Regions from separate parts of the Homo sapiens genome. Here regions 1 and 3 are each linked to region 2. Evidence: chromatin loops called from intact Hi-C (ENCODE). Cell type or tissue: PC-3. All regions are shown on one strand. Region 1 has its middle 290 kb from the start of CD109. Region 2 overlaps LOC101928516 (a long non-coding RNA gene). Region 3 has its middle 160 kb from the start of CD109.

Region 1 (8,000 bases), 87 kb before region 2:
ATTAAGGTTTTCTATATACATAAGATCATCTCATCTGCAAACAGGGACAATTTGCATTTAAAAAAATAATTTGGATGACTTTTATTTCTTTTTTGCCTAATTGCTCTGCCTGGGACTTCTAGTACTATGTTAAATAGGAGTGATGAGAGTGTGTATCCTTGTCTTGTTCCTGATCTTAGGTGAAGAGATTTCAACTTTTCATTGTTGAATATGATGCTAGCTGGGGGTTTGTCATATATGGCCTTTATTAATTTGAGGTACATTCCTTCTGCACCTAAGTTGTTGAGTTTTTATCATGCAAAGATGCCACATTTTGTTAAATAGCTTTTCTGTATCTATTGATGATCATATGGTTTTTGCCCCTCATTCTATTAATGTGGTGTATCAAATTTATTGTTTTGTCTATGTTGAACCATCCATGCACCTCAAAGGTAAATCCCACTTCATCACGGTGAATAATCCTTTTAATGTGCTGTTGAATTTGGTTTGCTAGTGTTTTGTTGAGAATTTTTTGCATCTATGTTCATGAAATATATTGACCCATATGGATCTATTTTCAAAAAGCTGTGTTATTCTGGCACATCAGTAAGTGAAAAAGAATACAGTCAGCTCCAATAAGTTGGTTGTGAAATGGGATGGATCCGTGGGATGTTTACCATTCTCAGAATTCCATTCGGGGCCATCAGTTATGATGACAAGGTCTTTTAGTAGGGTGTATTTTGGATTAAGGCAGGATATCTTGGTTCTTATGGTTCTGAGACCAGCAGACTGTGTGAATTTGAGTGAGTCAATTCCCTCTCTGTGCATTTGTTTCCTCATTTAGAAACAAATAGTTGGGATTCCTTAGTTTTTAAAACTTTTAAAGTTAAACAGTCTAGGAATCTTACTAGTGCCATTCAACAGTTATTAATCATGAGTTTCATCTCTACTTTGTTTTGTCTTTCTCCACTTAAACTCCTCCCACACCTTATCAGAAGAGCTTGAATGAAGGAAAAGAAAGATCACAGTTTAGAGACAAAGGAAGAAATTGTTAATAGGTTATTAACAAGAAGTGTCAGTTTCTGTCTATCCCTGCACCATCTTGGGGCTTATCGTCAAAAGGTTTACCTCCCAGCATCAGCTCTGTGTGATTCCTGAGACATTGAGAACCAAGCCAGATAGCAGTCAGGAGCTCTATCTCCACCATTGGAGAAAGAGAATAGAAAGGATGTGATACTTGTCTGAATCACTCTCACTAATTGCAGAATCTCCTAGTCTTGGGAAGGCTTTGGGTATACTGAGGTACAGCTTTCAAATTCTAGGCTCCTTCTCTGTTTCTTGTATCCCAGTTTTCTACTCAAACTAGAAGGCCTTGACCTTCTACTTAGCTATTATAAGCTGCCTGCTCCTCACACTATAACAGATGGTGTTTCTTGTCCCCATACCTTCAGTCACTGTCTGACATTTAATTTCACAGAACATAAGCCTCAATGTGCCCCTGATGCTTTTACCCACTAGACTAAAAGTATAGATGCATCCTGCTGACTTCTGCTATTGGCTTCCTTTCACCATATTGATCTCTGGGGTCTGGACATTAGTATTAATTGAGCCCAAAGTTTTTATGTGCTCTTCCTTTGCAATTTGGACTTCAGATCACCCTTGATTCATAATTCAGTTAGATCCTAGCCTCATCCTTCTGTTCAGTCTTTCTTATAGACTACCATTGAAATCTTAGAATTTCTATCAGTTAACCATATAGAGTTTGACACATGGGAAAATAAGCTCTCATATTACTGATGTTTTTGGAGTGCTATTATGCAGTGGAGCCTCCCAAGGGTTTTCATTGTTTGGCATATATTTCTCCTGGAAACCTGAGATATAAGCATTCTAGAGGCAAAATATTTTAGAGTTGAGTTGACCACATCAACAGAAATGCTTACATAGTTTTCTTATCTTTAATAGGTAACAACTGCATTGCAAATTGCCCTGCCAGAACTAGTGAGGAAATTAATTAATTGCCTGTTTATAATACATGGAGTCATTTCTGAGTGTGCTCAATTCACTTGTCCAGAAATAACTCCAAAAATGAATTGCACATTAGATTTACTGCCTATAATTTTGTAGCTTGTAGATGCTATGGTGAGAAGCACCACAAATTTACTAATTTAGAAACAATTTGGGAATAGTTGAGTGGATATAAAGATATGTGATTCTGCTTTATGTACTCATATTTTGAGAGAAAGTATTTATGAGTTTGACCAGAAGGAGCTTTTGATTCCCATTAGTGGTCACAGCTGCTCACTGTGAACGTGGCAAGTTTGCTACATTGAAATGTTAATGTCTAACAGCTTAGTTGTCACGTCAAAAGGTATGAGGCAAAATTAAAATATGTTTTTGAGTGTTTGAAAATTCCTATGGAAATTATTCTTATTCCAAATGGTATAAATTTAGAAGAAATAAATATTTTTTGGCATTTGAAATAATTATTTGGGCATCATCATTTGTAATGGCTCCAGCTCTTTGACCCATTGCCAAGGCAACTGCATTGATAATATAGACCCCTTTATGGTGTATAAAGTAGGGAGATTCCAGACCATGGAGGTTTGTTGGAATTCAAGACTTAGTTCTTGCAAAATTGATTTCAGAGAATTATAGAGTGTTAAGTCTGCAAGTGCCCTTTGAGATCATTTAAACCAGGCCCTTGTTTTAAAGTTGAAGGAATTGAGATACAGGAGATTAAAGGAGTTGACCAAGGTCACACTTCTTTTTAGCAGAAGAAATTCTTGCAGAATTCAAGACTCCTGAGTCCCAGTTTGATTTTCTTTGTATCATAAGCTGGAAAGAATTAGAACTAAATGAGAGAAACAAGAGCTAAAACATTGCTTTCTCAGATGCCTTTATGTAGATTTCTGGTGAGGAAACTGAGAAACATAAAAGGGGATCTTACTCACATTTTATTACTGTTCTCTTAGATGGGTCTATAGTAATTTGTTTTTCATGTTTCCAATTTGATACTTTGACCTCTTTTGAATTTTATGCATAATTAAAATGGACGATTCCTTTGGATTTATGAGTTGGCTTTTGTTTTCAGTCAGTTATGGAACTGATGCCAGATAAATGAGTTCCAAGGAATTATGCAAAGTTTCTGTGAAGTTAGGGATAACTATCCCACATGCTAAGAAAACGTGCCTTTGCCTTCTTGTTTGGTGACTGCATGCATTTAATTATGCACAGAATGTACTGCTGAAAGTCTGACTGGATACCTTCCACTTAGGAAAGGCTAATTAGTGACAGTGATGTTCTGAGTAGGCTGCCAAGCAAGAGGCTTCGTGATGGCAGCCAGATGGGGCAACTGAGCAGACAGCACAGGCCTCTGGAGGGCAGTGCCAACTTAACAGTCAGTCATCAAGCTATGTGTTTCTGGCTAAATGGAATGAAAGGTACTGAATGTTTTGGATGTGCACTGTTTTTAGAGTTTAAGACATGCAAAGACAAGTAATTATGTATTGGGTTAGTACTTTTTTTTTTAATCCTAGTTGTCCTGGACTCATTTTGGAGTTCTAACCTGGGTGATGTAGAGAAAAGCTCACTAGACAAGAGTATCAGCAGATCTTCAATCTAATTCCAGGTCTGCCACTAATCAATTGTGTACCCTTCAGCCTCTACCTTCAGTGTTCTTAATTTAAAAATTAAGTACTTCTATGATTTTGTCTCTAAAATCTCTGAGCCATCTTGCTCTTCTTTTCTGCCCAATTTCCCTAGGCCCCGCTGATTGTAGGTTTGCTTACCTCTGGCTTTAAAAGAGGTACATCAATATTCTCTCTGTAGATAAAACTTTTTCTGCCTTGGCTACCAGGTCAGGCTTCTTTTTCAGGAGAGAAGCTTTTTGACAGCATCACCCTTTCAAGGTAGTGACTGTCATCTATCATCAAGGCTTACCAAAATAGCCTATTTGCAAAAATGCTTAGTGATGGCATTCATAACTGGATGGAAAAATCAGTAATTCATGATCTTGGTTTATTGATCCTTGTATTGGGTTAAATTGTGCACCACCTACCCCTTCATATGTTGAAGTCCTAGTCCCCAGTACTTCAGAATGTGACTTTATTTGGAAATAGCATCATTGAAGACGTAATAAGTTGTTAGGATAAAGTTATATTGAAGTAGGGTGTGTTCCTAACAAAATACAACTGATGTCCTTATTTTTAAAAAATTTGGACACAGAGTTTCACACAGAGAGAATGCCATGTGAATACTGGAGTTACGCTGCCACAAACAAAAAAAGTACCAGAAGAGGACTGGGACAGACCTTTTTCTAGTGCCTTTAGAGGGTACATGACCCAGTCAACACCTTGATCTTGGACTTCTGGTTCCCAAAATGGTGAGACAATAGATTTCTGTTGTTGAAGCCAATCAGTGCATGGTACTTTGTAACAACAGCCCTAGCAAATGAATATAATCCTAACAGAAATTAGATAGGTCATTGAAATATGTGTAAAATGTGGGTTTTTCTAGATGGTTAGGAAATTGCAGTGACTTAGTCCTGCCTCCTCCAATGCACTGTATTCTCCATCAAGGTCAATATCACTGGGTTGTTCAAAATGATAGTAATTTTTGTATAACTTAGGATATGCAATACATTTATTAGGATGAATGCAACCCATTCAGGGGTAATACCATTTATCATTCTTTAATATTTGATTATGTTTATGGTCTCTCAACTTAAACTGGCCTCAGAAGCAAACAGATATATAAAACTAGCAAACAGATATGTAAAACTATCTTTGACTTTAAATAGCATTTGAAGTGCAGAAATTCTCATTTACCAAATAAACAAGGGGAAAAGTTTGATCTTAAACTTTTCTTCGCAGAATAGGTCAATTCACAACTTTAGCTTTTGATCATAGTAGCAATGAAGAGAGGAATTAACTGTGATCACTTTATATTACTAAGACCTGTCATCTAAATCTATCTCCAAAGATACCCCAAACCCAAAATATACTGAGAAAACTAGAAAAGAATTTATACAGCAGGGAGTAGGATGTGGGTGTGTGAAGAGAAAAGCCTAGAGTGAAAGGCACATTTTTTTCAGCACTTAGGTCCCAGCTGGAACCTCATTAATACTTATTAAAAAGAGTCATCTCTAGATATCCCCTATTTTCTAAGTGGGGGAATATTTTCTTTAAATCAACATATGCTACCCAGAAAAATCCAGGAATTTTAGATATTTTGGAAATTATTTGGGAATTCTATGGCTTTGGTTTATGTTATTTGTCTAGTACTCTATGATACTCCCTCAAGCAGGTAGTCACTATATCCCCCGCAGTCAGTTTGATTCACCTCTGCATTAGTACCATGTGGGTCTCCAAATACCTTGCTGGATGCTCTGTGATGCCCAGACAACTTTAGTCTGGGAGAATAATGTTGGTCTGCCCACAGATTGAAATCCCAGGCATGAGCATGGTCAGTACTATATTTTTTTCCTCCTCAATTTGGCTTTTGATCTTGAGATACATTTTCAGTGAGTTCCTTTACCTTAAAAGCGGGAAACAAAAGATTAGCATTATCTCTTTTTGGTACTAAAGAGAAAAGATAACTTGTTTCAAAAACATTTCTGACAAATTCTTTTTTTTTTTTTTTTTTTTTTTGAGACGGAGTCTCGCTCTGTCGCCGTGGCTGGAGTGCTGTGGCGCGATCTCGGCTCACTGCAAGCTCCGCCTCCTGGGTTCACGCCATTCTCCTGCCTCAGCCTCCTGAGTAGCTGGGACTACAGGTGCCTGCCACCATGCCCGGCTAATTTTTTTTAATTTTTAGTAGAGACGGGGTTTCATCGTGTTAACCAGGAAGGTGTGGATCTCCTGACCTCCTGATCCACCCACCTCAGCCTACCAAAGTGCTGGGATTACAGGCGTGAGCCACCGTGCCCGGCTGACAAATTCTAATTATCAGAAGAGGGAATGATGGTAAAAGATATTTTCATGCCGTCTTGGTAATCAACTGGGTAGTTAAAAAATTTATGTTTTTTAGTCCTAGATAGGGTGCAGATAATCTAGTACTTATTCTACTTTAGAGGTAGAAAGAACAGAGGGTTTACATTTTATTATTTTTCTATACTAACCTAAACTCTAAATTTCCTAGCCATAAAGGTAAATAAAGATATCATGATTACAAGCTTCTATTTTTTAGTAGAAAGTAACGTGTCATTTAAACAAGAGAGAAATAACTAACCAGCCTTGGTTTGTTGGAAAGGTCCTGCTTCTTGATGATATGTACTAGGTTGGTAGAAGTCCTGGCAAAAGTTTTATAGAAGAATCTATTCTAAGTAAAGGGAGACCCTACAGGTACTGTTTTATAAACAACGCATAGATTTGTGAGTTATCATGTATAAAATAAATTGGTGGTAAAAATATAACTATCATATGATCCAGCAATTGTACAACTGGGTATCTACACAAAGGAAAAGAAATCATTTTACCAAAAAGACATCTGCATTGCAGCACTATTCACAACAACAAGGGTATGGGTTCAACCTAAGTGTCCATCAATGGAGGATAAGGAAAATGTGGTATATACACAATGGAATACTATTAGCCATAAAAAAGAATAAAATTCTGTCATTCACAGGATCATAGATGAGCTTGGTGGACATTACGTTAAGTGAATGAAATCATGTCTTTTGCAGCAACATGGACGGAACAGGAGGCCATTATCTTAAGTGAAATGACTCAGACATGGAAAGACAAATACTGCATGCTCTCACTTTTAAGTGGGAGCTAAACAATGCATACACTTGGAAGCAGTGTATGGAGTGATGCACACAGAGACTCAAAGGGATGAGGGGAGTGGGAGAAGGGTAGATGATGGGAGGTTGCTTGATGAGTACAATGTGTGTTGCTCCAGTGATGGATGCACTGAAGGCCCTGACTTCACCAAAATATAATATATCAATGTAGCAAAATTGTACTTGTATCCCATTGTGTCCGGAATTGGTGGGTTCTTGGTCTCACTGACTTCAAGAATGAAGCTGCGGACCCCCGCAGTGAGTGTTACAGTTTTTAAAGGTGGCGTGTCTGGAGTTTGTTCCTTCTGATGTTCGGATGTGTTCGGAGTTTCTTCATTCTGGTGGGTTCGTGGTCTCGCTGGCTCAGGAATGAAGCTGCAGACCTTCCTGGTGAGTGTTACATCTCTTAAGGCGGTGCGTCTGGAGTTGTTCGTTCCTCCTGGTGGGTTCGTGGTTTCATGGTCTCGATGGCTTCAGGAGTGAAGCTGCAGACCTTTGCGGTGAGTGTTACAGCTTATAAAGGCAGTGTGGACCCAAAGAGTGAGTAGTAGCAATATTTATTGCAAAGAGCTAAAGAACAAAGCTTCCACAGTGTGGAAGGGGACCCCACGGGGTTGCCACTGGGGGCGGGCAGCCTGCTTTTATTCTCTTATCTGGCCCCACCCACATCTTGCTGATTGGTCCACTTTACAGAGAGCCGATTGGTCTGTTTTGACAGGGAGCTGATTGGTCTGTTTTGACAGGGTGCTGATTGGTGCATTTACAATCTCTGAGCTAGACACAAAAGTTCTCCACCTCCCCACTAGATTAGCTAGATACAGAGTGTGGATTGGTGCATTCACAAACCCTGAGCTAAACACAGGGTGCTGATTGGTGTGTTTACAAACCTTGAGCTAGATACAGAGTGCTGATTGGTGTATTTACAATCCCTTACTAGACATAAAGGTTCTCCAAGTCCCCACCAGACTCTGGAGCCCAGCTGGCTTCATCCAGTGGATCAGGCACCAGGGCTGCAGGTGGAGCTGCCTGCCAGTCCCGCACCATGTGCTGCACTCCTCAGCCCTTGGGCGGTGGATGGGACCAGGCACTGTGGAGCAGGAGGCCGCGCTGGTAAGGGAGGCTCCGGCCGCGCAGGAGCCCACCGCGGGAGGAGAGGGGAGGCTCAGGCATGGCGGGCTGCAGGTCCCGAGCCCTGCCCTGCAGGGAGACAGCTAAGGCCTGGCGAGAAATCCAGCACAGC
Region 2 (8,000 bases):
TCAGGATGTTAATCATCCTTGGCCACTGAGTAATAAAAGGCAGTAGCTCTTTCCAGTCATTGTGACAACCAAAAATGTCCCACAAATTTCCAAACATCCTCCATGGGATATTTATCATCCTGTCTGAAGAACCACTGGGCTAGATAATGAGAGCTTCTGAATGCCAGGATGAAATGCCAGGATGCTGTCAGGTTTTTTGTGTGAAATAGTTCTGTTTTTATTTTCCTATTTCATTTATGTAAGTGTACGTAAAACTTTACTTTTCTTAATGGTATTTACAACCCATCCACATCTGTATTATCTGTGGCTAAATTCAATTCAGAGTTAATTCAAATTAATTATGATTCCTATGGCATCCGTTACATACTGCCTTAACCTTAGTTTATTGCTGTTTATAATTATCTTTATTTATAGCAGGTTTGGGTGAAACTTAGGGGAACCAAGGGGTTCATCAACATCTGGAACAATTTTTCAAAAATTTCGGATTTTCTAAAACCCAAACATGCTGCCAAGCACCTCTTCCCACCCTCTTTCTCTAAACTTTGAAAACACATATATTTTAGAGAACAGTGATTCCATGTGTTTTTAATTCATTTTAGTTTGTATCATCAAAATGTTTTTAAAAAGTGATTTGGCATCCAGGAAGCCCATTGAGCCTTTAAAATAAATAAACTTTTAACAACTTAAAAATACCATACAAATATATTGAAACAGCAAAAGGATAAAGTTTTCATGGAGACTGATTGAGATTGAAATTTGGCAAAATTATTTTTCCACATTGATTTATAGTGTTTCATCCAACTTCCAATCCAATCTGGAGAGAATGAATTGAGTTAGTTAATCTTAGAAAAAAAAAACTACCATATCAAATTCTCTTCACCAAGACATACATCATTAGGGAGAAAATATTTAAAAATCAACTTGAATCATGGTTTGTTAATTTTTAATATTGGGGATTTTTACTATATATCTGGTGATAATGATGTAAGAAACTTTTAGGATAAAATGGAAAATGTGAGAAGTAACAAGGATAATGTAATTTGAGAAGGAAAATAAATTTAGTTATGAGTTACTTATGATTGTGACAGAAGTCAGTGATTCCTATGATTTGAGAGAAGACTAAAGTTTAGCCTCTCTCTGTCTCTTTCTCACACACACACATGCACATACACACACACACACACATGCACAGAAAGAGAGAGAGAGAACTATGTAAATATCCTGGTCCATTTATTAAAGTAAATTCCACTACAGCAACTAGACTGAGGCAAAAGAGTTAAGTGATATAGAATAGATAACAGTCCTATTTAAGCCTGTCTATTTGAAGTAACTGATGAAAATTTTCAAGAGGATTACAGAGATGACTTTTGAGCATTTGAAAGTAAGAACTCTGGAGTTACTCTAAAGAATAGAGATAAACATTATTTAACAAAGTTGTGAAAAATGTCAAATATTATTGGTATGGTAATGGAAATTTAAATGAAATACCATTTTTTACTTCACATTAGAAAAGATGTTTATCTGAAGAATATCTTATGATCTCCCACATTATTCAAGGTCTCCAACAGGAACATTCATATGCTGCTGATAAAAATGTAAAATAAATTTGAAGATGCATATTGAGTCTAAAAATGTTAATGCAGTAGTCCTTCCTTATCCAAGGTTTTAATTTCTGTGGTTTCAGTTACCCTTGGTCAACCACAATCTGAAAATATTAAATGGAAAATTCCAGAAATAAACAATTCATAAGTTTTAAATTGTAAGCCATTCTGAGGAACATGATCAAATTTCTGCCATCCCATTCTGTCCTACCTGGGATGTGAATAATCCCTTTGTCTAGTGTATCCACCCTGTAGACACTACTTGTTAGTTACCTAGTAGCCGTTTTGGTGTCAGATTGACTGTTGTGATATCTCAGTGCTTGTGTTCAAATAACCTTTATTTTACTTAATAATTGCTTCAAAGTGCAAAAGTAGTGATGCTGGCATATTGTTATAATTTTTCTTTTTTTTAATAGTTGTTAATCTTTTACTGTTCCTAATTTTTATATGAAACTTTATCATATGTATGTTCGTATAGGAAAAAACAGTATATATGGGGTTCTGTACTATATCTGGTTTCAACCATCCACTTATCTCCAGTGGATAAGAGGGGGACTACTGTAATCTTTAACCCAGTAATTCTACTCTTGAGAATGATTATATGTTGAGCTGAGGCAAAAAAAATGTGAAACAATCTGAGTGTCTAAACATAAGGAAGGGTTAAACATAATGTCCACACAATGGAAAAATAATGTTTATGAAAGGCTTATGATAAATTAGAGATGTTTATGTAAAGTGCAATACAAAATATGATGGCAGTGTTTCAAGTTGCATAGAAGAAATATACAATATGCATAGAAGAAACATATGAAGTATAAAAGGAATAGTGATTTTATTCTATTCATTTCATAGCACTGAGTCAGAACTACTGGCAGAACTCTAGTATTCAATAGTTCCTAGCTTTATTTTAGCAGATAGTAAGTGCTCAGTAAATGAAGGCTATTTTTTATATTAAAGCTCTCAAATTAATTGCATGTAAAGTTATTTTTCTTCTTTAATAAAAAGGAAATTATTGGGGAAAAAGCAAGACTTTTCTCATAGCATTTGAGAATAAAAGTTACGTGGTTACCTAATTTTACAAGCTAAAGTTTCAGAAACATAAAGATATTTGAATAGAAAAATCTTCATACTTTAAATTACAATTTGAATTAGTTTTAATAATTGTGAAAATTAATTTCTTCACTGAAAGGTAAATTCTTACTATTAACATTTTTACTATGTGTAGTTGGCGTATTGAATTTGAGGGGCAAGTTGCGTGCCCTAGTCAAGCCAGACTGGACTACCATGGCCAATAGGAGCAAGAAGTCCAGTATATTCCCCTCCAAGGTCCAATTATTTTTCTTTTATACTCTTATGAGTCCCTATTTTCAGTGGTCTGGAAAGTGGAAGAGAATTCTCTGATTTATTCCTGGTTCAGTATGCCAGCTGTGGCAGAGGGTTCCTGTCTCCAGAGTAGAAGCTGCCTTCCTGGGCTGTGTTGGAAACAAGAAAGGTGGTGCAGAGTCCACTGTGCAGCAGTCATTCTGAGTTCTGAATCAATCCTGCTTGCTTCTGGAAAGGTGGACTCCCCCAGTTTCTAGGCTGCCTCTGATTTTAAAAAGAATTCCCCACAAACTTATCAGTGCCTTCAAGGTCAAAGTTCTATCAATTCCTGAGCCAAAGCATTTCCATGGGGGCAAAGGCTGCCTACAGGAGAGAATCAGGACAAGTTTTGATGTCCATCATCTTTCAGGTGAGTCATGACGATGAGCTGGGCTCCAGTGGAAATAAGCCAGTGAGTAAGGCTGATTAAGCAGCCAAGCTGTATCCTGAGGGAAACATGGGCAATGGAAAGCATCAGATTTCCTGGGTCAAAGCTATCCTGAGCTCAGGCACTGGGCTAACTGTCCCAGATTCAGCCCTTTCAGGGGAAGGAATGTAGATTCTTATTTCAGTCTCAAAGAAACTCTGTGCTTTAGAGAACTGAGTCTCCAGTGTTTCAACCCTGTCAGCATTCTGCACTACTATTAGGTTGAACTATATGAAATTGTTATTTTTGTAAGTCACCAATGGTTGGATGTTGGCAGTTTCATAAGGTTCATTCTAATAGTTCCTGGGACACAAATGACTCGAAGTAGGTCAAGACAGGTTCAGCACTTGTACTGTGCATGTTAATCTGAGTCCTCCAAGAAGCAGATGCTAAGATGGAACAAAACAGGCAAGGATTTTATTAGGAGGAAATGCCTGCATGTAAAAGAAGTAGGAAGAGAGTTGAGCCAGTCATCAGAATGTGATGCTAGTCTGACCTCAAGTGAAGGAGAGAGGGAGAGAAGGTTGGCTGCAAGCCGCCTAGATTTCTATATCGTCTCAGGAAACTTTAGGGGAGTTCTCTAGCCAAGTCAGCCAAAAAGAAGTCTCACGTCCCCTGGAGACAGGTCATTGGCAGGAAGCAGCCTATGAGAGATGTGGCCATGGCACAAATGCAGGGATAGGTTTCAGGGAGTGGTGGCTGGGGCCTCAGTCAAACACACTTTTTGTGGTTGGAAGCCCACCAGGTGTATTCTCATGCCTACCACACCCTGAGACTCAGAAGCACAGATGATGCCCTGATTCAGTCCAGGACTTGCTCTCTCCCTTCACTCTCTACCCTTGTTTTACCTGTATTTTAGGAGTCTTGTTGTTCATCGTTGCCTCATGAGGCCATCTAAATCTACCCTGACTTTTATGGAGAGGAAGTTGGTGACAGGTAATAGGACTGTGGTCCTTTCTATTATAGAAAATCATTGGCTCCTCACGCAAATCGACCCACCCCTTATTGGTGCTGTCTGTATCAGAGGAGTGAATGCTTTGACCAGTAAAACAAAAATCTCTAATTTTTTTATCTCCAAGCACAAGGTTCAGCATGACAAAAACCTGCAAAACTAATAGAGGCTCTTAAAATATGCTTTGGATGACCTTTCCAATGCCTGTGTAGAGCATCTAGCTGCTTTTTGTCCCTGTTGAAGGAGAAATTGCATCTGCTAGGGCTCCCAGCTGCATAGCTAACAGCTTATTAAAAGAAAACTCAAACAATAACAAAGTTAACACTTACCAAATGTGCAAGTAAAACCTTATATTATCAAATACCCTCTCTAAATATCATTTAGTTTTTATATAGTCAAAATGTGATATTTGAAAGTGAAATCTACATAGATCTATATCTTATAGATGTGCTAATGTGTTAGAAATACAACAGAATACACATTATGATGAAGTTTTTACTAGGAAAATTAAAATGGAAATTGAATAATTAGGTAAACCAAATTGAACACTATTTTCAGTCTAGCTTAGTTTCTTTGCTAATAGAAAGTGTGTATATTGGGAAAAAGAAGTTAACCAAGCTTTTTGGATAATTTTTCATTATGTGTCTACTTCCCTAGTATGAACCTAGTATTCTTTCGGGAGAATATTTTAACCAAGATCTTAAAAGGTACACATAAATTAAGCTTATGTGCAAAACAAAGACAGAAAAACTGTGGAAATAAATATTTAAAGGAAGAACTTGACTTCTTCTGTTTGAAAAGGAGATTAAAACTATCCACACAAAGCATCCGGGAGATCTGGCAAACATGCCCTGGCACTTTCCCTACACAAAAGACAGAGTCTTACACAATTCTTCCATTCACTCATGGGCTCATTTCTGTTGGCCACCCATGCTCCCCGAAGACAGCTTATGGAACTGGATTGCATCAGCAAGGCGTGATGGATGAGCAGGGACATCACCAGGGAGGGAGTACTCTGCCTTTGGCTTGGTTTAGTGTCAGATGTGAAGGAAAGAGGAGCAGTAAATTTGGAAACTATGTTGGAAGAAACTAAAATTTATTTTTAATCTCTGTAAGTTCCAAAGAAGGAATAAAACCTGCAAATTTGATAGTGAGATGATTGGGCTAATTTGTAATGTAATTCATCAAAACACAGGAACTGGAGTTCAGCCCTTCAGGCACGGGGAGATGCTTAGGAAAAATTGCATGTTAATTTCCCCATTTGGGATTTCTTATATAGACTTCAAATTCTAATTCTACAAGTGCAACTAGAAAGTCAGAAAAACTACAGTCTTCTGTAAACTTTGCTTTTTGATTCAGCTAGGTTTTCATATGATATTGGAAGAAAACCTCCGTGAATAGGGGGTTAAACAGAAATGAAAAGGATTTAACATATCAGCACATAAATTTAATTAAGGGCTAAAACCCAACAGTATCACAGAAAGCTTAAATGAACAAGCTTCAGAGGGATTTGCCAAATTAATTTTGTCAATGCTACCAATTAATGCTGCATTTAGAGCTGAGAGCTGTGAGGAGAGATTTTTGCAAGGATAATTGTGGGATTTCCTTGACTCTTGTGTCATCTTGCCACCAAGATTGTGCTTGTGTCGATTGGTTTTGTTGAATGCATTTTTGTGGCAATGTCTCCCTGCTTATTTTACAGTAATTCTCAGTAGGCTGTGCAAGGACCATACAATACTTCAGTGATGCTGTACTCTCATTTAGGAAAATAGGATCCTGAACTGCCAATTAAATTTATGCTAACTGAATCAAAGAAGGGCTTTTCATAACTATTTTGGCAATCAACATAAATTGTTGATGAGGTAGTATGTGGAAAGCCCTGTGCTGGTGATAATGGTGGATACAAAATTGCATCATTTATAGATCCTGTCCTTATTGACTTACAGTTCGTATGTAGGATAAGACATACCCAAATGACTAGAATAGAAAGTATAAAATGAAAAGTATTGCAAAAGAATTGTGGATGGTTTGAGAAAGTCAGAGGGGATGAGAGGTTACTTGCACATGTGATGGAAATAAAGCTCTCTTCAGAGATGAGGAAAGAAATTCAAGAGAGCAGAAGGTGTGAACAAATTGTGATGTTAAAAATGTCAGAGTATAGATTGCAATGAGCAAGTCATTCAATTGGGCTGGAGTAGAGGAGTCATTAAGAAGAGTAGGCAGAAAAAAAGTTGGAAAAATAGGATATTGGCCATGTCATAGGAGCTTGAGAACGGTAGAGAAAAGGGGGTTGGCTCTATAATAGATAGTGAAGAGCTAATGAATGTTTTTGAGCAGGCAAGTAGTTTATTCAGAATTGTGAGCAGGAAGAATATACTGTAAAGTGGTTTAGGACTGGAGGATATTCTGAGGGAGAGAGACTTATAGGAGGCCTTTCTAATATCATAGTTGAAGGGTGATAAGGACTAAACGACAGAGGAAGGGTTAACAGAGATAAGAATTATTTAGAAATATATTGCAGAATTGAAATGTATAGAATTTAGCTAAAACTTGGGGATGGAGGATAAGAGAAAAAAGTGAGAGGCTTGATGTAGTTTGGATATGTGTCCCTACTCAAATCTCATGTTGAATTGTAATCCCCAGTAATGGAGGCAGGGCCTGGTGGGAGGTGATCAGATTACGGAGATGGATTTCTCATGAATGGTTTAGCTCCCATCCTCTTGGTGCTGCCCTCTTGATAGGGACTTCTTGGGAGATCTGGCTGTTTAAAACTACATGGCACATTGCTGTCTCTCTCTTGCGCCTGCTTTCACAATGTGAAGCACCTGCTGCCACTTTGCCTCCTGACATGAGTAAAAGCTCCCTGAGGCCTCCCCAGAAGCAGCTGCCACCATGCTTTCTGTACAGCCTGCAGAATCATGAGCCAATTAAATTTCTTTTCTTATAAATTACTCAGTCTCAGGCATTTCTTTATAGCAATGTGAGAATGGATTAATACAGAGGTGATACCAGAATTTTAAATCTTGATGCCCTGGAAGATGGCCACACTATTAGTAAAACTGGAGAAGTCAAGAGGAGGAGCTGGATGAAGGGAGAAGGGGGAAAATATACTGAGTGTGAAGGGCAGATGGGATATGTGGACAGCTTCAGGAAGCAACTGGAAATACACAGCTGAAATATAAAAGAGAGAACTTGGCCTGGATTTCAGGTTTGGAGGCCATGTCTCTAGAAGTGTCAACTGAAGACAGGGGATTGAATAGATTGTTCAAAGGAATAAGGTAGTTGAGAAAGAGAAGTGAAAATGTTAAGGGCAAAAACTTGGATCATATACATTTCAGGAGTGAAAGAAAGGAAAAAGAGAAATCATCAGAGTTCTGGGAGGAGACCCAGAGAACAATGTCTCATTGGAAGCCAAGGGAAAAGAAGACAAAGAGAAGGTAATCAACAGGAGAGAAAGAATGAGAGAATGAGGGAAAAGACTATTGAATCTTGGTGTTCATTCATTTAGGCTTCAAGTCCTCTGGATTTTTCATTCGAAAGATTTCCTTTTTGGTCTGAATTATTCTTTTTGCAAATTAGCTTTGCCCTAACCTAGACAGCTTGCTCTCAAATTTGTTCTAAGAGACACAGTTGTGTTAATACTGTATAAAGCCTCATT
Region 3 (8,000 bases), 220 kb before region 2:
CATGTTTCAGAGAGCACAGGGTTGGGGGTAAGGTCATAGATTAACAGGATCCCAAGGCAGAAGAAGTTTTCTTAGTACAGAACAAAATGAAAAGTCTCCTATGTCTACTTCTTTCTACACAGACACAGCAACCATCCGATTTCTCAATCTTTTCCCCACCTTTCCCCCTTTTCTATTCCACAAAACCGCCATTGTCATCATGGCCCGTTCTCAATGAGCTGTTGGGTACACCTCCCAGATGGGGTGGTGGCTGGGCAGAGGGGCTCCTCACTTCCCAGTAGGGGCGGCCGGGCAGAGGCGCCCCTCACCTCCCGGATGGGGCGGCTGGCCGGGCGGGGGCTGACCCCCCACCTCCCTCCCAGACGGGGCGGCTGGCCGGGCGGGGGCTGACCCCCACCTCCCTCCCGGATGGGGCAGCTGGCCTGGCAGGGGCTGACCCCCCACCTCTCTCCCGGATGGGGTGGCTGCCGGGCGGAGACGCTTCTCACTTCCCAGATGGGGTGGCTGCCGGGTGGAGGGGCTCCTCACTTCTCAGACGGGGCGGCTGCCGGGCGGAGGGACTCCTCACTTCTCAGACGGGGCGGCCGGGCAGAGATGCTCCTCACCTCCCAGATGGGGTCGTGGCCGGGCAGAGGTGCTCCTCACATCCCAGACGGGGCAGAGGCGCCCCCCACATCTCAGATGATGGGCGGCCGGGCAGTGACGCTCCTCACTTCCTAGATGGGATGGTGGCCGGGCAGAGACGCTCCTCACTTTCCAGACTGGGCAGCCAGGCACAGGGGCTCCTCACATCCCAGATGATGGGCGGCCAGGCAGAGACGCTCCTCACTTCCCAGAAGGGAAGAGAGGCTGCAATCTCGGCACTTTGGGAGGCCAAGGCAGGCGGCTGGGAGGTGGAGGTTGTAGCGAGCCGAGATCACGCCACTGCACTCCAGCCTGGGCACCATTGAGCACTGAGTGAACGAGACTCTGTCTGCAATCCCGGCACCTCGGGAGGCCGAGGCTGGCGGATCACTCGCGGTTAGGAGCTGGAGACCAGCCCGGCCAACACAGCAAAACCCTGTCTCCACCAAAAAAATACGAAAACCAGTCAGGCGTGGTGGCGCGCGCCTGCAATCGCAGGCACTGGGCAGGCTGAGGCAGGAGAATCAGGCAGGGAGGTTGCAGTGAGCCGAGATGGCAGCAGTACAGTCCAGCTTCAGCTTGGCCTCAGAGGGAGACCGTGGAAAGAGAGGGAGAGGGAGACCGTGGGGAGATGGAGAGGGAGAGGGAGAGGGAGAGCAAATGATGTATTTTCAAAAGTTTATCTTCAAGCTCACTAATTATTTCTTCTGCTTGATCATTTCTGCTACTAAGAGACTCTGATGCATTATTCAATATGTCAATTATATTTTTTAACTCCAGAATTTGTTTGATTCTTTTAAATTATTTCAATTTCTTTGTTAAATTTATCTGATATAATTCTGAATTCTTTCTCAATATTATTTTGAATTTTTTTGAGTTTCCTCAAAATAGCCATTTTGAGTTCTCTCTGAAAGGCCACATATCTTTGTTTCTCCAGGATTGGTCCCAGGTACCTTATTTAATTCATTTGCTAAGGTCATGTTTTCCTGAATGGTCTTGATGCTTGCAAGTGTTTGTTGGTGTCTAGGTATTGAAGAGCTAGGTATTTCTTGTAGTCTTCACAGTCTGGGCTTATTTGTACTTGTCCTTTTTGGGATGGCTTCTCAGGTATTCAAGGGTACTTGGGTGTTATGATCTGAGCCATATCTGCATTAGGGAGCACGAGCACCTCCAGCCCAGTAACATTGTGCTTCTCGCAGACTTAGTGGTCTTGGATAAGGTCTGGAAGAATTCTCTGGGTTGCCAGGCAGATACTGTTGTTCTTGTCACTTACTTTCTCCCAAACGTCTTTCTCTCTGTTCTGAGTCACCTAGAGTTGAGTGAGGGGTGACCCATGTACTCCTGTGGCCATCGCTGAGACTGTACTGGGTCATATCTGAAGTCAGTACAGCACTGGGTCTCACCCAAGGCCCACTGTAACCACTACCTGGCTACCACCTATGTTTGTTTAAGACCACAGGACTCTACAGTTAGCAGGTGGTGAAGCCAGCCAGGCTTGTATTCTTCCCTTCAAGGTAGCAAGTTACCCCAGCCCCTGGACAGGTCTAGAGATGCTATCCAGGAGCCAGGGAGTGGAGTCAAAAACCTTAAACATCTGCCTTTTGTTCTATTTTACTACAGCTAAGCTGGCATTCAAACCATGAGACAAAGTTCTTCCCATTTTTCCTTCCCCTTTCCACAGGCATAGGAGTCTCTTCCTATGGCCATCACCACCACAGGCCTATGGAAAGTACTGGCAGGCTATGGCCAATGTTCTCTTAAGGCCCAAGAGCTCTTCAGTGAGCTTGTGGTGAATGCTGCCAGGCCTGGGACTCACCCTTCAGGGCAGTGGACTCCTCTCTGGACCAGGACAGGTCCAAAACTGTCATCCACAAGCCAAGGCCCAGAATTGAGGACCCCAAGAGCCTTCTTGGCATTGTACTCCACTGTGGTTGAGCTGGTATCTGTATCCTGATTTCTGCTTCTTATAAGATGTTCTTTTTTGTATAGATAGTTATTAAACTTGGCTTTCCTGCAGGGGGGACAATCAGTGGAGGCTTCTATTCAGCCCTCTTGCTCTGCCCCCTCCTTTGCCTTCTATGTTCGCACACTCTCCCATTTGTCAGATGCATTTTCTGTTTCCTTTGAATTCTCATTTCCTTTTGTATATTCTTTATGTGCAGACTTGAGGTATTTTGGAGGTATTATCAGTAAGACTTGGGAATAGATGGGATGTAGGAAGTGAGGAAAAGAGAAGATTCAAAAAGTCTGGCCTTACCTCTAAATATGAAGAGCCCAGAAAAAGAAAAAATGTCTGGCCTTAGTAACTAGGGGATAGGAGAAAGGCACTTATTGAGATGAAGAAAGACTGAGAAAGTGAAAATGTGTGTGTGTGTGTGTCTGTGTTTATCAAGGATTCATTTGAGTGAAGCTTATTTCATCTCATTTCATCCCAGTGAGGAGAACCAGTAGATAGTCAGGACCTGTGAGTAATCTGCCAACGCACAGAATAATGACGTATTAACTAATTATTCTTATATAACACTCTACTCCTATTTTTCTTCTTTTGTAATTTAGAGGAATTTAAACATTATTGAGGAATTCAGAAAAATCCAAAGGAATTCATACTGTGAACATTGGTGTGGGCCATAGAATTTTACTTTAAAAAATTTTTAATTTTGAAATAATTATAGACTCACAAAAAGTTGTACAATAGTACACAGAGGTCCTGTATGCCTGTCATCCAGTGTCCCCCAACAGTGACATCTTATCTAACTATGGTGCATTATTGAAGGCAGAACATTGATTAGCAGGAAACAGTTAACTGGACTACAGACCTTACTTGGCTTCAAGTTCTTTTTACAAGCATTTATTTTTACATGTTTTTTTGTATAATTTTAGGACATTTTCATCACAGGTACAGATTTATGTAACTACCATTTATAGTTAAGACACAGATTTGTTTACTCATCACAAAGGGACTTCTTCATGCTGCTTAGGGTCATCCCCTCCCTATCCTTCCTTAATCCCTAGTAACTACTTATCTATTCTCTGTCTTGATAATGGTAATTTTGAGAATGTTATACAAATGAAATCATACAGTATGTAAGCTTTGATGATTTTTTTTCCATTGAGCAAAATGCACTTAAGATCATCCAAGCTGTCGTGTGTATCAATGTTCATTTCCTTTTACTGCTGAGCAGCATTTCAAGGATTTGGTTTTGATACCCTGCTGGAGTTTTAGCTATGGAGTGTATATTACTTTGCCAACCTGATATAGTGTTCAAATAAAATAATTGAAGTTGATATATTGGGGCATAATAGGCATGACAAAGGAAGAAGAGTCACAAAGAATGAAATCCTCAGCCATTCTCAGGAGAAAACAATAGGGTTGAGAATAATGCTTAGATACCAACACTTCCCCAAATGGTATTTTATAGGATGCTAGCAGGTCTAACGTGAAAAAAAAGTATTTAATGGCAAAGTTTAGGAAATCACAAAAAATGTCATTGCTGTAGGATTTATCTTTAATATAACAATGTATATTTTGAATTCTAAAAGGATATGATATTCCATGCTTTCTGAACCTTTAGCCCACCACATGAATGTCATTTCACCCAGAATATCTCTGGGCTTTTTCCAGGGAAAATATTTTAGATAAAGCTGTTGTAAGTTAATACACAATATGTAAGTACTAAAATAATCGTGAAGTTTTATTGAGTAGTCAGATGTGTTTATTAAATTGGTTTTAAGGTTTATGACAGGGGTAAAATACAATAGAGTTACTCTAATGGTGGAAATATAACAACCAGATATTCAAAATGGAAATTATCTTGTATGACATAAAAATATGCGACCACTAGGGGGCAGAAGAGGATTAGAGGGAAGAAAGTACCTCCCCCAAATTGTTGCCTAATTTTAATGTTCCTGTTGAATACTAAGAATGAAATGAGATCGGAGGGCTTTTTCTCTTTTCTGGGAAAACAGGTGATAAGGTTATTACAATAATCTGCTTACTTCTGTTACCACATACTTTTTAGGATGCATTCTTATTTTTGGCATGTAATTTATGCATAATAATTTGTTATTCTTAGAGTAAAAAAAAAAACCACGTACAGAGTGGGAGTTTCTTTTTGACTTTATAAAAGTAAATCCTGATTTTCAAAACTGAAGAGATCATTAACCTTTGGACAGTTTAGAAAGAGGTACTATTGCCAGATTCTACTGTCATTTCTCTAGCCTGTTTTGGTTAGGGAATAAGTTATGGCAAGTAAAGTTTGACCTAGAATTTGTGGAATTTTAATCTCCTAATGGAATCAAGAATCCTGATTAATCATAGAACACGTATTTATTACTATCTTTTTCCACCTACTTTTGCTTTGTACTTGAAGTATGTTTCTCCCCAGTGCGTCCTCTTTTATAGTCATAGCTGGAGAAGAATAAACATAACAGAAAAAACAGCAAAATGGACTTGTTAGTGGAGGTTTGGTTGCCTGGAGGGCTTCTCAAAGCCTATCTTCATTGTACAGCACTCACCTTCCACATGTTCTTTTTCATTGTGAACTAGCTTTTCTATATAGACACGTTTTATGATAATCCAGGAAACGCTTCTCGTTTGGGAGGACTGTCTAGAAATTCTCTAACAGGAAAGTGCATTACTGGATTTGATACCATAATGAAGGAAGCTTACCTCCATAAGGCCCAGCCATCCTCTTTTTCCCTTCCTTCAATTGAATACTTGTTTGTGATACACTTGTCCTGGTGAGAGAGGGAAGGTCCTGGGGTGGGAGTTTCATCTCCCTAAAGGAGACAGTAATTCCTGGGGCCATCATCTGGGGAAGTTGTGGGTCTTCAGAAAGAAAACTGGAAACCAGGAGGTGGGAGAGGGAGCTCTTGCCTTTCTCTGGGTATTGCTGTCTTGACTTTGGGCAGGGATGTTTAGATACACCCGAGGATGCTCTCAGGAAGGAGGGGTTTAAGATGCCTCTGCCATACAGACAGGCTGGGAAACAGGGAGAAGGGTGAAGATGGGTGAACTACACCACCTAAACCAGATTATTTAGTTGCCCATTTTTTTTCCTTATTCTGTTTTCCCTTAGATGTTAGTGATTTCTAAATGTTTTGGACCTATTTCAGCTATACTGAATGGAATTTAAGGAAGTTAAAATTGTAATGGCAGAGCCATGCCTCCAGGTGAGGCCAGTGTAGAAGTGGTAGCTTTAATAGATGAGATGTTGAAAGCAGAAATTTGAATGTCAGGGTTAAAAAGCTAGAGTCACAGGGCCTAGCCCTCCTTTCTCATGAGAGCTTTTGTTTGTTCATTGCCACCTTAAAGGGTGATGGGGATTCCACTCAGAGTAGGACCCGTGCAAAGAGGGGACAGTTGGTATTTCTTTTCCCATAAAATGCTACAGAGAGCTGCACTCTAAGCTTCCCCCTTGACAGAGTTCTTTCAAATCTATCAGTGATTAGGTAGAAGGAGAAGGCCAAGTAGGGGACTTATCTGTTTATTATCAATTTAGAACTGACTCTCTCACCCAGCTGTTTTCAGGTGAGGAAACCAGAAACAGGTTCAGAGAGGCCGAGTAATGTTCCCAACGTTACAAGGTTAAAGTTGGGGCAGGGGCTAAAACAGGTTTCCTGCATCCAAGTTGTTTTCACATTTCCCCAGATTGGGATGTTTTCACTTTCTTGGCTAGATCTTACTCTGCAATGATACAGAAGTGTCAAGGTACAAGAGACAGAGACCAGTGAAAAGAGGTTTCTACAGGTTCTTTACTTCAAGACAGTGCTGAGCAATATTAGGTGTTAATTGCATTGTCTGCAGGCCCTGTGTTGAAAGTGGGGTTATTTCAAGGACTCTGGGACCCCGAACTTTGTGGCCTATTGGTTGAAGGGCTGAAATAGAAGGATTCTCCTGTGCCTGCATTTGAAAGCATGACAAAGTGAGTGCTTCAGAGGAGTGTGTGTGTGTGTGTTTGTGTGTGTCTAGGTGTAACTCCTTTTACTGCTTCTTTGGGAAAGATATGTTGTGCCAGGTTGCCAGTGTGCCAGATCACTACCCTCTTCCTTTATCCAGTACACAGAAGGATAAATCCTCTCTAATGTTGGGGGGACGTGAAAGAAGCAAGCCATCCCAATTTTAAACAAAGGGGCATTGAGCAGGAGAGTCCAGATGTTTCATTTTCTTTTCCTCAGGGCCGTTTATTTCCTGGGAAAAGAACACCAAGATGTTGATGACAATTGCTTAATAATCACAGAGTATGGACTCTGCTCCTGTGAGAAAGGAAAATCATCATATGACATTGTCAAGGGGCTCATCTGTAACACTTGTCCAGTTTTCTCTCCAATAGGGCAGCTGTTGCTGACCACCATGTGCCACTTGTGGCAGCAGCTGACATTGATTGCTTGACTACAATGTGCCCGGCATTGTTCTAAGTTCTTTACATGTTTAATGCCAGGTAATCCTTCCAAATGCCTTACAGGGTAAGTGCAATATTACAGACAGAGACACTGACAAATGAGGTGAACTATATATCACATGATAGTAGGTGTATAACCTGGACTGAAATCCTAGCGATCTGGTTCCAGAGCATGTATTACTAACCATTATACCACCCTGCCACCTCATTTCACTCACCTGACTTTCACCAAATCCTATTGACCAAGATTAAATCTTTCAGAATTGATCCACAATCCCCTAGCTCCTGGTGTGATCACATACGTTGAAGATGTATGTTTTGCTTGGGGAAAGCAATCTAGAGTAAAAACTGGAGTTTGATGATAAAATAATACAATGCCATTTCAGGAATAATGTTATCTGGGATGTCATTCTGTATTCTTAACTTGATATTATCTTCAAATATACAACTAATATGTATCAAAATATTATTTAGTACTTAACTAAATGGAAAGCAAATGCTTTAAATTTATTGCCTCTTAATTCATCTAGCCACCAAATGGAGAAAGTACAATTATTGTCCCTAGTTTAAAGATGAGCTTAGGGTTGTTGAGTTATTTCCCAATGTTATATAGCTTCTTAAGAGCAGATGTGAGATTTGAACCCACACTGTGACTCCAGTGCCCACATTCTTAATCACCAAGTTTATATCAGCATTCTAGTTGGCTCTCTTGCAATTCAGGACAGACATCTTTCCAATCAGTGAGCATTCCTGAGGATCTGGGAGCAGTATAGGCTTGGTCTTTATGTTCTTGAATTTTGTTTTGCTGATTCTGTTCTTCTCTTGAACCATCTGTGTGCCATTCTTTCTTTCTTTAGTATTCAGCTTTTATCATCTGGCTTTGATTTGCTCAAACTCTTTTCTTCATGCAATTTGTATTGTTTTGGTTTCTTTTTCTATGGAAACCATTTTTTTGGTAGTTAATACAATAATACA

Evidence for each region. A loop is a pair of places that touch in the nucleus more often than their neighbours do. Peaks named below come from ENCODE experiments on the same cell type or tissue, not always from the same donor. Only the 100,000 strongest peaks of a DNase experiment are listed, where the experiment ranks them.
Region 1: a loop joins it to region 2, with 2.8 times the contacts of the local background. A loop is called at or near these places in 6 of 110 quality-filtered maps.
Region 3: it touches region 2 in a loop (3-fold over the local background); 4 of 110 quality-filtered maps call a loop at or near these places.

The regions. Positions count from the first base shown.
Region 1 is chr6:73,982,855-73,990,854 of GRCh38, forward strand. No RefSeq gene overlaps it. Among named protein-coding and RNA genes, the nearest start is that of CD109, 290 kb to the left of the region's middle. In PC-3, a CTCF peak has its summit at 3,327 (motif pointing right); no DNase peak of the experiment used is centred here.
Region 2 is chr6:74,070,243-74,078,242 of GRCh38, forward strand. All of the region lies in intron 1 of LOC101928516 (a long non-coding RNA gene), which reads left to right. Among named protein-coding and RNA genes, the nearest start is that of CD109, 380 kb to the left of the region's middle. In PC-3, no CTCF peak of the experiment used is centred here; DNase peaks (open chromatin) are centred at 39 and 3,389; H3K27ac peaks cover 2,150 bases.
Region 3 is chr6:73,850,718-73,858,717 of GRCh38, forward strand. No RefSeq gene overlaps it. Among named protein-coding and RNA genes, the nearest start is that of CD109, 160 kb to the left of the region's middle. RefSeq lists an enhancer at 499-1,082. In PC-3, a CTCF peak has its summit at 4,454 (motif pointing right); a DNase peak (open chromatin) is centred at 4,484.